Regions from separate parts of the Homo sapiens genome. Here region 1 is linked to region 2. The links are chromatin contacts, found by Hi-C or POLR2A ChIA-PET in ENCODE. All regions are on one chromosome and are shown on one strand. Each heading gives the region's core, a stretch centred on a gene start or an enhancer-like site at or near the end of the contact. The rest is flanking DNA. Distances are from core to core; before and after follow the strand shown. Region 1 overlaps GBX2-AS1 (GBX2 and ASB18 antisense RNA 1). Region 2 overlaps AGAP1 (ArfGAP with GTPase domain, ankyrin repeat and PH domain 1).

Region 1 (5,697 bases), core at 497-2,996, 320 kb after region 2:
CCGGCGGTTTTTTTTTTTTTTTTTTTTTTTTGAAAGGAGCAAACATCCCCAGCTTTAATGCGGCCCAATTATCTCGTTTGCACGACTTAAAATGTTTCTCTTTAACTCATTTCAATCTAGTAAATATGCTTCAGCAAGTAGCTAATTTCTCAGGGATGGCTTCGCCTCGCCATTTGCATATAAAGCGCGTCGGGGCCCGGCCCCTTCTCCGAGTGCGCGAGTCCCTTCTTCCGGTGCGCGGGTGGCAGGCAGCCAGGCCTCCTAGTCCAGGGAGGTCGCCTAGGTTTGGCCTAGGGAAGGCGGAGTCTGGGGTCCGCGACAGTGCCTGGGGACCAGGGTGGCAGGGAGGGCAGGGAAACTTGGGCCGGGGAGGGACCAGGACCTTCTGAGCCCCCCAACTCCCCCGCCTCCCCGGCCTCCGCCGTCCCTTATTCCGAGGAGGGGCGCCCGTGGGGTAACACGTTGGCGCGAGGGTCGGGGGCGCATTTATCCTTAAGTGCGTTTATTAAATCGCGTCTGGAGATGGATGGACGTGGATACAGGAGAGGAAATCTCAGGGCTCAGTCGAGCAATCTCCTGGCTTTAAATTCCGAATAAAAGTCTCAAATATTCCCGGGTCATGGGGGCACTGTCTCATTAAAACCACTCTCGTCCTGAAACTGCAATGCAGACATTAAAGTGCAGTATTTTTCAATTAGAGCTGACGAATTCAATCAAAATTCCATAGATTAGGATGAAATGAGGCATGGGTCATTTACAGGGGAATTTAATTGCCGAGCCATTAGACAAATAGTATATTTGCCATTCCCGCGTTATCCATCATTTTCGACATCAATACCGGGGCCGCATCTCCCCGTCCCGCGGCCGCCCGGCGTCGGCTGTAAACACTCCCTTCCCTGTATCTTCTGATTATATCTGATTTCATTTAGGGCCATGGGGGATTATAAATGTTCACGCAATCAAGTTCATTAGGACTTCAAATCGCATTTCTGATTGGGATCGCTCTGCCGCCGTCCTCCCAGCGCCTTTCAAACCCCAGCGCTTGGCTTTCAAAACATCTTTTTGAATTTAAAGCCTCACATCCTTTTGTCTTCCGACGCCCCCTCCCGCCCCACCCCTCCCGGCGGCTGCAAGCTCTTCGGGCCTCCTTCCCGGGGCAACAGCCCTGAACCCCTCTTGCTGCCAGCGGGTCTGGGGAGGGTGGGGCTGGGCTCCGCAGGCTGTCGGAACCCCCTCCCACGCCGCGCAGCCGCGGGGCGCTCGTGTCCCTGAAGCCTGAGCTGGGCGTGGAGGACAGGCCCCGCGTGTTCGCGGATCGCGAGTGGGGGCCAGCCCCGCACCTCCCGTCCCGGCCGGGCGCTGCGGGTAGGGGGAGCGGAGCGGAGGGGGCGCCTCCCACCTTTGAATCTCCTGGCTGAGGGCCTCTGGGCAGCGATTACACCCACCCTTGGGGACTGGTGCTGGGGACCCCTTCCTGGGCTGGTCCCTTTCACTCCAAAGCCCCAGGTGAAGGCGGTAGCCGGTGGAGCAACGCGCTCTTCCTATCAGCAAACCCAAGAAACAAAGGGGGAGGCTCTTCTGGGGAGAGCGCGACAAGAAAGGCTCAAGACATCCCTTCCAGCACAGCTGAAAAATAATAGCTTAATATTAACTGCTTCTCATAAAAATATACTTTCACAGAGACACAGTTACAAGAAGCAAACCCTCATTTTATCCCGTACTTTGTGCTCATGGCTGTTAGCTGCCTCAGTAATTTAATTGGAATGGAACGTGAGAAATGTGTCATTTTTGAAGAATTTATGCATCACTTCCTAGAAATCTCATTGTGTTAACTAGGAGCCTACTGCGTTCTGTTTAGAACCCATAATCACATTTTTATGTGTCTGTATTACGAGTTAATGTGACCTCCTGTCTTTAGCAGATAAAAAAAATGTTCTCTTGCGATAACATCTGTATCAAACTCTGGCTTACATCAAATACGCCACAACCCTGGTTTTCCAAGGTTCTCCAAACTTACGAACTTTCTTAAGAGCAGGGAAAATAAATGTGAATGGAAAAAGCGTCTACCAAATGAATAATTACCCGCTAAATTAAAACCCTGTGTTAAACATAGTTGACAGCAAATACTGCATTCTCAATCATGTTTTTTGCTTACAAATTGCATTACAAAGAAATCCACCGTTTTTATCGGAGTGATTAAGCAAAGAATGTTAGGACTGCAGAAATACCATTCTGGAAAATTAGATGAAGGCTGAAAACCCAGCTAGTTACATTGCAATAGTAAATGTATAATTTTGTTAAAGAACACGTTTAACACACAAATGAGGATTGGGATGTTATTATGGTATCATAAAAAATTCAACTGAAAATTATATTTATTTATAAACACATTAACTATAAACTGCACATATTTAATACAAAGGAAGCAGGCAATTCCATAATCAATATTTTAATTATTGAATTTTTTATTATGGCAGCACGATTCTATATGATAGTTTACGAATCTGTAGTTTTCGTAGGCTCCCCTCCCCTTTATCATGTGAGCTAAGATCTTCCTGTTTTCCTCCTTTTTAAATTCTGGGGAGAGTAGGTTGGTGGGAGAGGGTAAGACCGTTTGCTTATGGCGCCACCTGCAGGCCTCTCTGAAAATGAATTTCAATACCTATTCAATCTTCCGCAGGGTTCTAGATTCCTCAGGCTTATTTTAGCAATTTAGTGAAATTAATTTTTGTTTTAACAGAGAAAGATGTTAACAATTTCAACGCAAATCCCGGAGTTTGAAAAGGATTTTGATGTTCTCAAACTACACTTAAATCCTAGAAATGAGATGCAGTATTGACCATAATTGAAATACAGGGGTTTCTGCATATCCCATCTGGACATAACAAATTTGACTAAGCAGTAATTTATCCTTAAAATAATGGAATAAAAGATACAACATTCCTGATTTATCCCTTGGCCCTTGGGCAGCCCTTAAAAGATGAAAAGCACTTGGCAAGCTAATAGCACCCGAAATTGTAGTGATTGAGCAGCTTCTTAGGTGCCTGGCGTGGACAGGAGGTGGGGGCACTGGAGTGGACCAGCTCATTCCGCAAGCCTGTATTTTACACCATTTCTGCAGAAGGTTAAGTGTTCTTTGCAAAAGTTCAACAGCCTGCCCCATCAGTGTGTGTCCAAAGGGTCATTTCAGAGATTGGAAATTTGACAATTATATACAGTTAACTGGGATCAGCAAATGCTCCATAGACTTAAAGAGTCAGTGGCTTTGATTTTCTTTAAACCATACTGAGTCGATGATTATCAAGTAACTTAAATCAACGTAAATATACTAAAAAGGCAGGCCTAATGCTGGGTTCAGAGTTTTAAACATAACACGTCACACAGTACTGGGTCTGTGTACTAATTGCCTGTGGACTGTGGATTGTGTCTGATGGTCCAACCATGAATGTTTCGTCCTGTCCTGGACATGGTTGGTGCGGACAGAGGCCAGCCTCCCCAGGACCAATATTAGTGGAGAGCTTCATTTGTGTATTTTATTTTTTTGAGATGGGGTCTCACTCTGCCACCCAGGCTGGAGTATAGTAGCACGATCTCAGCTCACTGCAACCTCTGCCTCCCAGGGTCAAGCGATCCTCTCATCTCAGCCTCCTGAGTAGTTGGGACCACAGGCATGTGCCACCACACCTGGCTAATTTTTTGTATTTTTGGCAGAGATAGGGTTGCCCGGGCTGGTCTTGATCTCCTGAACTCCAGCAATCCACCTTCCTAGGCCTCCCAAAGTGCAGAGGTTACAGGTGTGAGCCACTGTGCCCAGCCACTTCTTTTTTAATTCTCTGTCGTCAAATGACAAGTAATAATCAAAGACATTCAATAAAAGTTGGAGGCAAAATATTCCTCTGTTGTCTTTTTTTTTTTTTCTTTGACACAGGGTCTCACTCTGTCATCCAGGCTGGAGTGCAGTGGTACAATCATAGCTCACTGGAGCCCTGACCTTCCAGGCTTAAGTGATCCTCCTGCTTCAGCCTCCTGAGTAGCTGAGACCACAGGCGCATGCCACAATGCCCGGTGAATTTTCAAATTTTTGGTAGAGATAAGGTGTCACTGTGTTGCCCAGGCTGGTCTTGAACTCCTGGGCTCAAATGATCCTCCTGCCTCCCAAAAGGCGGGGATTACGGGCATGAACCCCTGTGCCCGGCCCTCTGCTATCTTTTTTTTTTTTTTTTAAAGTAGAAACAGCCAGTAAACGCATCCTTTACTCTTTTGTTACTTTCTGAATTTTGAGCTGTGTGAATGTGTCATTAAAAACTAAATTTGAAATTAAAGGAAATAATTTAGGCCTTGTAGAATTGAGTTTAGGTAATACACTCAGTGAGAAAAAGAATGATGTTCAGTGTGAACTGTGTAAGAAAGGAAAACGTTTTTAGACCCTTTAATAAAACAAACAAACCAACCAACAAACAAACCAGAATATATTTTGTTCACTGGAAAAGAAGTAAGCCAAGATAATTCTAGTCTTAAAGTAGAATGCCTCTTTAGATGTTTATCAACTAGCTTACCTCCCTCTCTCCTTCTTTCCCTCCCTGCTTCTCTAATTGCCTCCTTTCCTTTTCTTGGTTTTGTCTCCCTCCTCCTTGTCTTCCTCCTTCTCCATCTCCTCTTCTTCCTCCTTCTCTATCTCCTCTTTCTTTTTGTTCTCTTTCTCTCTCTTTTTTTTTTAGACAAGGTCTCACTTTGTTACCCAGGCTGGAGTGCAGTGGTGCCATCTTGACTCACTGCAAACTCCACCTCCCAGGCTCAGGTGATCCTCCCATCTTAGCCTCCCGAGTAGCTGGGACTATGGGTGCATGCCCCCACACCTGGCTAATTTTTTGTATTTTTGGTAAAGATGGAGTTTCACCATATTGCCCAAGCTGGTCTCGAACTCCTGGGCTCAAGGTATCCACTCGCTTTGGCCTCCCAAAGTGCTGGGATTACAGGTGTGAGCCACTGTGACTGGCTCTTTCTCTTCTTCTTATTGATATGGTTTGGATGTTTTTCCCTTCAAAATCTCATATTGAAATGTAACCTCCACTGTTGGAGGTGGGGCCTGGTGGGAGGCGTTTGAGTGATGGGGGCAGATCCCTCACGAATAGCTTAGCACTATCCCCTTGGTGAGGGATGAATTCTTGCTCTGGTGGTTCACGTGAGATCTGGTTGTTTAAAAGAACGTGGCACCTGCCCCCTCTTGCTCTCACTCCTGCTTTCACCATGTGACATGCCTGTTCCCCCTTCACCTTCCACCATGATTGAGCTTCCTGAGGCCCTCACCAGGAGCAGATGCTGACACCATGCTTCCTGTATAAGCTGCAGAACCCTGAGGCAATTAAAACTATTTTCTTTATATATTACCCAGCCTTAGGTATTTCTTAATAGCAATGTAAGAACAGACTAATATAGAAAATTGGTACCAAAGAGTGGGGTGTTACTATAAAGATACCTGAAAATGTGGAAGCGACTTTGGAACTGGATAATGGGCAGAGTTTGTAAGAGTTTGCAGGGCTCCAAAGAAGACAGGAAGATGAGGGAAAGTTTGGAACTTCCCAGAGACTGGTTAAATGGTTGTGACAAAATGCTGATAGTGATATGGACAGTGAAGGCCAGGCTGAGGAGGTCTCAGATGGAAATGAGGAACTTACTGGGAACGGGAGCAAAGGTATA
Region 2 (5,763 bases), core at 385-2,884:
AATTTTTCTTTAGTTAGTAAGCAGATTAGTATTCATTGCTAAGATGCATTTTATCAACGGTTTTGGTAGCGTTAGTTAAAAAATGTAAGAATAATGCTATAGAACATGAACATAACATTTTTAGAGAAGTATATTTATCAAACTTTTTAGTTGCACAGTTTCTAAGGGCTGCTTACTGATTAAAAACATTTTTACTTATAAAAATGTCAGCCTGTTTTATTTAAGATAAGACATTGAGCTTTCAAGTTGGCAAATTGATGGGCAGAACGTATATATCCTGTTTGTACATGTTTGAGTTTAAGATGCAGTAGGTTAGGGGGAAAATGTTTTAAAACCATACAGAATTTAGGAAACAGACCTTTTAACTAATAACTGTTACTGAGAGATGATAAAAAAAAATATGAACTAGTTCACAATGAATTATATTTTGTATGCATGATTGTCTGTGATTATTAATTGATGTGTACTTCCTCTTTGTCAAAAGTTATAATGTATCCGTCTACCATGAAAGGTCCCTAGAACATGAAAGGTGGTTTCTCTACATGCCTGTGAAATTGATGAGCAGGGAGAGGCTTACTCATATTTTAATGCCAGCAGTAACAGTGCTCACACCCAGAGATCAGGGGCATCAAAGTTGGTGGTAGCAAGGAGTATTTGCCACTGTAATTGACAAATAATACCCCTCATAAATACTGCCAGTCTTTTCAATTAGTTTTCATCTAAAATTCTGGCTACAAAATGATGGCCTGTCAACTGACAATGAATGGCAAAAATTAATAAATTGTCTTCTAAATAGAATGGACACTTAAGAAAAATTGGGCAGCCAATTTAGCACAGCATGAAGCAAGGGGAACCCTTTGTACTGGTGCCGGGCACTAATGTTGTCTCGATCTTTATTAATGGTGCTCGGCGGCTGCTGACAGTTTTGTTGCTACTGGCAACTTTCTTCATTAAAATTAAAGCCAGCATCAAATTCCATTAGCCGTACTCTGGGCACCTTGCATTTTTTTTTTAATACATATTGTTTCTTTTGTTAACTCCCTCTCCACCCATAAGAAGTTGTCAGAGAAGTTAAATGGAAGGAATTGTTTGCTAAGGCCAGAGAACCATTCACTGTTGTTGTGGGGAAATGGCCATTACTGGCCCGGTGAGAACCCCCATCCTGAAATCTGCAACTCTCCCCCCACAACCTCCCCCCCCCCCCCCGCCTTTTGTTCCATCCCCTTTCAAAATGGGAGCATATTACCTCTAAAAACGACACACTATTTTGGATCTGCAGCTTTCAGATAGGAACGACTAATTGGTATGAGGCCTTCTAGTTTCTTATTTTTTCTGAGCAGTTTTTTTTTTTTTTAAAGTTCCTGCTTCCCTTTTCTAACTGTATTTCCATAGCTGACTATACCTTAACACAATAGTAACTCAATGCTCAGAGAGACTCGCATTTGTCCGGAAGGCCTTAGAGTTATTTTCCCGAAGGCATTACTTTTATCTGTAGAACAAATTTCAACCTTTGAAGGAAAAAATCGAGCTTTGCTGAATAAGTTCTGAACTATTGTCTGAAAAGCCGTTGCCTGCCCTTCACAGCACTGTGTACAGTTCAAAAGGCTCTGAAATGCCTCCGCCCTGGAGCTGCTCCTCTTTCGCCAGCAAGAGGCAACAAACAGCTCTGATTCTAGGACAACTCAGTTCTTGGCTGTGCGCAGCGCCTTCCACCAGCAAGCAGAGGTTGTATGGCCACTGCGAATGTCTCTTGTAAAGGAACTAGGCTGGGATCACCATCCCCATGGGTTACCTTCCCCTCCCAGCCCAGTCTCATAATTGCTTTCTTCTGTCCTCAGTAATGCTAAGTTTAGGGGCTAAACCTTCATCTCAGTTTGTTTTCTTCTTCTCCTCCTCCTCCTCCTTTTAACTTGTATCTTACACTGAAAGAAACACAAATACTCATTAAAACAGTGAAAAGATAGTTGTCAAGCAACAAAGGAAAGGGCATACCAGAAAACATACACTGAGAAATAAAAAATATAACTTTATCTCTGAGCATCCTAGCACTCAAGGCAAAAAGGAAGATAATAATGCTGAGCTCTGCTGGAAGTCATTACGTAAGTGCGTTCGGTATTTCCTTTAACTGTTCTAACTTGAAACCATAATTATAATTACCTTTTTTTTTTGCCTCAAGGAGATGGCTTATGGATTGAATATGAGGATTACCTTTTTCTAACTGCGCAGCTTTCTAGTCACCACTGTCTCCCCATACCTTCCAGTCTCACATCACAGATACGTATTTTATTAATGGTATCTAGGATAGTGTTAACAGGAGTCTAACAAATCCAGTATTGTCCTTGTGAATCTTATTCTCATTTGTGGAATTTCTCAAAAATACAGCAACTGACTGAGATTCCAAACAGCTCACAATTAAAGACAGTACAATGTTTTGCTTTACAGAGAAGTGGCAGTAGTACAGATTCTGTTTTTTTGTAATAAATGTTTCTGACATTTTAATAGTGAAGTAAATTAATCAAATAATTGCAGGAAGATTCTGCTATTCAGCCGTTCTTTTTTGAGTAATCTTAAATAATTAAAGGAAGAACAACATGCCAAATGATGGTTCAATTAGCATGTATAAAAATAAATATTTACCAAGACTGCATTATTTGCCAAAACGGAGATGTGCAATTATTTAATATTGTTGATGGGGCCCATAAAACAAATAGTACCAAATCTCTCCCTGTGTACGGCCGTCAGCCTCCAAGGGCTGTTCTCCCACTGCAGACACCCCTCCTCTTACCACCACAATATCTGAACCAGGCAAGGAGACAATTGTTACTTGATGACTGAGCCCACTAATATGTTACAGGAAATGGGGCATGAAATGCAATACTTTATATATAGTATGTACTGTGTGAGTCTTCCATTGAAACAAGGCCATTTTTAGCTTGCTGATACAATATTTGCAGTGGTTCATCATTCGATTGTCCTGATTAACAATCAACTTCTATAGGGGACCATTTGAGTAGTTTTTTTAAATGTGATGAATCAGAGGATTTGTTCAACATCACTTCATCCTCTTCTTTAAATGGTAATTGGCACTTGGGAACTTGGGAGTGAAATAAGGTGTGGTCTGTTCTATGTGGTCATTTCCAGAAGTGCCGTTTTGACCACTGCTGTGCCTTTCATCCAGATTTTTGCAACTGGTAAAGGTGTCACAGGCACCATTGAAATCTACTCCCTCATCAGGGAACACACTCTTGTTGATAGCAACAGCATGCAATCTCTGTTACAGCCTCTAAGTTGGAACAGAGAAGGCTTTCGTAGAGGACATTTGGTGGAAATGAAACACATCCAAGCTGTCCCACGTTAACTGTCACCTCTGTCACCCACATGCACTACCTATGTTTAGCAGGGCAGCCTCTGCCTGTGATTTGCAGGGAGCGCATGCTGACAGCTCTCTTCCCTCTCCTTAGTTCCAGGAAGGTCCAGGCAGTTGAACTGACTGCTTGTCTGTAGAAAGACCCACTGTGTCCCTGGGGGACTGGTAGGTACCCTGATTCCTGCTTATCAGGGGATTGATTCTGGGCATGACCCTTCACCTTCTCTGTGCATATCTGTATCTTACCTCCATCTGGTCACTAGTTCCAGTAACTTGGCATTTCCTTAAATGAAACATTAACATCTGTAGAAAAGATCTCTCTGACATGTTAGATGTAACATGAGTTAAAAAGTCCCATTTGGGAGGAAGAGAACCATTGGGGACCCTGCCCCGTGGGGTTCCTGAGTGTCCTGGGCACCTTTGCTTGAGCTCATTCTTTTCGTCAGAGATCAAAACCAGGAGTGCCTCCTTCAGCTTGTACTACCGGATGGCTTAGCACCTGGCGAGTGAGTGTCTCAGAAAGGAAACTGCAGGAGTGCATTAGACCACTCAGGGGCCCTGCTGTCCTGGGTGTTCATCCATGGCTCCATTCATCCATGGCTCCGTGCACGTGCAGCCCGGGACCATGACTCTGATTCGATGCACTTTGTTTTCCAGAAGCACAGTTTGTCTTCTAACTTCTAATCAGTTCGGGATGGTATTCAAATTTCCAAGAAATTAAATTATTTGTAGTAAGGAGTTATTGCCAGTAGCAGTGGTAGCGGTCCTTGTCATCGTCATCAAAGTGGCGGTGGTAGTAATAGCAGTATAAGGAAATATTTGTGCTGCTCGTAATGAAACGTGCACATGGAATGTTTCTGGAGATCAGGGCCAGATGTAGGGTGCATTTTCCATGCCCGTTCTCATCCGTAGCAGAGACTGCGTGGAGTGCTGTGTTGAGAAGGCTTCGGAGGCTCAGGTGTTGCAGATGCCATCTGCCATCACCATGGGGTAGGGCAGTGCAAACTGCAAACTGTCCCAGGTACCTTTTAGCCATTCTTGGTTTAAGTCTTTAAGACTAAAATTGACACATGGCTGTTTGTCTGCATAAACCTTTTTCTTTCTTTAATCAGGAGGAAAGTGAGTAATCCTTTTCATTTCTCCAGTAGAACCTCTAGTCCATGTCTGAATTGCCTTCACAGACCATATGCACCTTTGAACTTCCGTAATAGATGTCAGGATCCTGAGGGCAGCCCTGGGTTGTTCTTTATGCCTCTTCACATCCAGGGTGGTGCTGTCCACTCACCGTGCGTGCATTGAGACTGTTTGGGTTGCTTTGCTCTCTGGTGAGATCTCTGTGTGCATGCTTTTTCTAATCTCCTCTGCTCTGTGTAGGGCAGGGCATATGTATGTAGTTATCATAATGGGATTTGGAGCCCACAGACAATGTGGCTTCCCCTTTACTGCTCACTGGTTATATTACCTTGCCCAATTACTTAACCTCCATGAAACTTTTTACCATTCATGAGATTTGTTAGAATCATTCAGTAATTCATTCATCAAATACTTTTTGAACATTTGATATTTGCCAGGTTATGGGCAAGACGGGAGTGGTCCCTACTGTCCATAAGCTCATGATGTAGCAACTAAGGAGCCAGATGGCAGGGGCATCCCACGTGGTCTGGGAAGCCCTGTCAAATGGAAACACAGTGCCAACCACAATGTGATTTCCATTTTGCAGGGGCAGGTACATGAGAAAAAGTAAGAAGAAATAAGTGAATCTGAAGTTTATTTTAATATGCTTTATTTAACCTAGTATATCCAGTGTTTGATCATTTTAGCATATAATCAATACAAGAAGTTACCTTGCGCCCTACAGAACCTTCAAAATCTGGTGTGTAGTTCACCTATATAGCACCTCTCGGCTGGGACTGGCCTCCCGTCGAGTCCTCAGTTGGCACATGTGGCTGAGGGTGGCCCTGTGGGATGGTACAGGTACAGCCTCCTCTTTGAGCTAGGGATGATTTCAGCTGACCAGGGGACAGACGCTGGCTGGGGTTAGGGAGGCAGTGTGAGGTGGGCCTCCTGGGCCCGAGGTCATCGAAGGCCCCGGTGGGGAGAGCACATGGCTAACTACGGGTCGCTGGCCAATGCAAGGCAGCAGCATGGGAGAAAGCCCTGGTGTGAGGCGGGACACCTGGTTTGCAGGCTGAGGATGTGCCACCTGTGGGACACCAGGTAGTGATGTCTGCAGCTGTGGATGAGACCTTCTAGGGGAAGAGTTAACTCGGAAAGAAAGGAACTCTGAGCATTGAAGAGTCAGGTGGATGAAAAGTTGCCAGGAATGGAAAAGAGAAACTAGAGGGAACAAGGGAAGTGTGTCATTCAGGAACTTTCTGTATTTAAAAGTGTGTGTT

What was found. Hi-C counts contacts between places; a loop is a spot of excess contacts on that map. ChIA-PET counts read pairs that join two places held with the same protein, here RNA polymerase II (POLR2A). Pooled maps may share reads with other maps.
Region 1: a map of endothelial cell of umbilical vein shows a loop between it and region 2 (12-fold over the local background). The contact joins two enhancer-like sites. A Hi-C loop is called at or near these places in 2 of 168 maps with a recorded cell type or tissue (A673 and endothelial cell of umbilical vein) and 4 of 50 pooled maps. POLR2A ChIA-PET finds 5 or more read pairs at or near these places in 2 of 52 experiments (A673 and endothelial cell of umbilical vein).

The regions. Positions count from the first base shown.
Region 1 is chr2:236,178,430-236,184,126 of GRCh38, forward strand. The region is part of intron 1 of GBX2-AS1 (GBX2 and ASB18 antisense RNA 1); the gene reads left to right. Among named protein-coding and RNA genes, the nearest start is that of GBX2, 13 kb to the left of the region's middle. RefSeq lists enhancers at 893-1,410, 1,411-1,926. Within about 2 kb of position 1,747, at least 3 of the 41 ENCODE cell types and tissues checked have a DNase peak (open chromatin) inside an H3K27ac peak, as active enhancers do; they include endothelial cell of umbilical vein, where a contact is called at or near this core.
Region 2 is chr2:235,858,202-235,863,964 of GRCh38, forward strand. All of the region lies in intron 9 of AGAP1 (ArfGAP with GTPase domain, ankyrin repeat and PH domain 1), which reads left to right. Among named protein-coding and RNA genes, the nearest start is that of GBX2-AS1, 310 kb to the right of the region's middle. Within about 2 kb of position 1,635, at least 5 of the 41 ENCODE cell types and tissues checked have a DNase peak (open chromatin) inside an H3K27ac peak, as active enhancers do; they include endothelial cell of umbilical vein, where a contact is called at or near this core.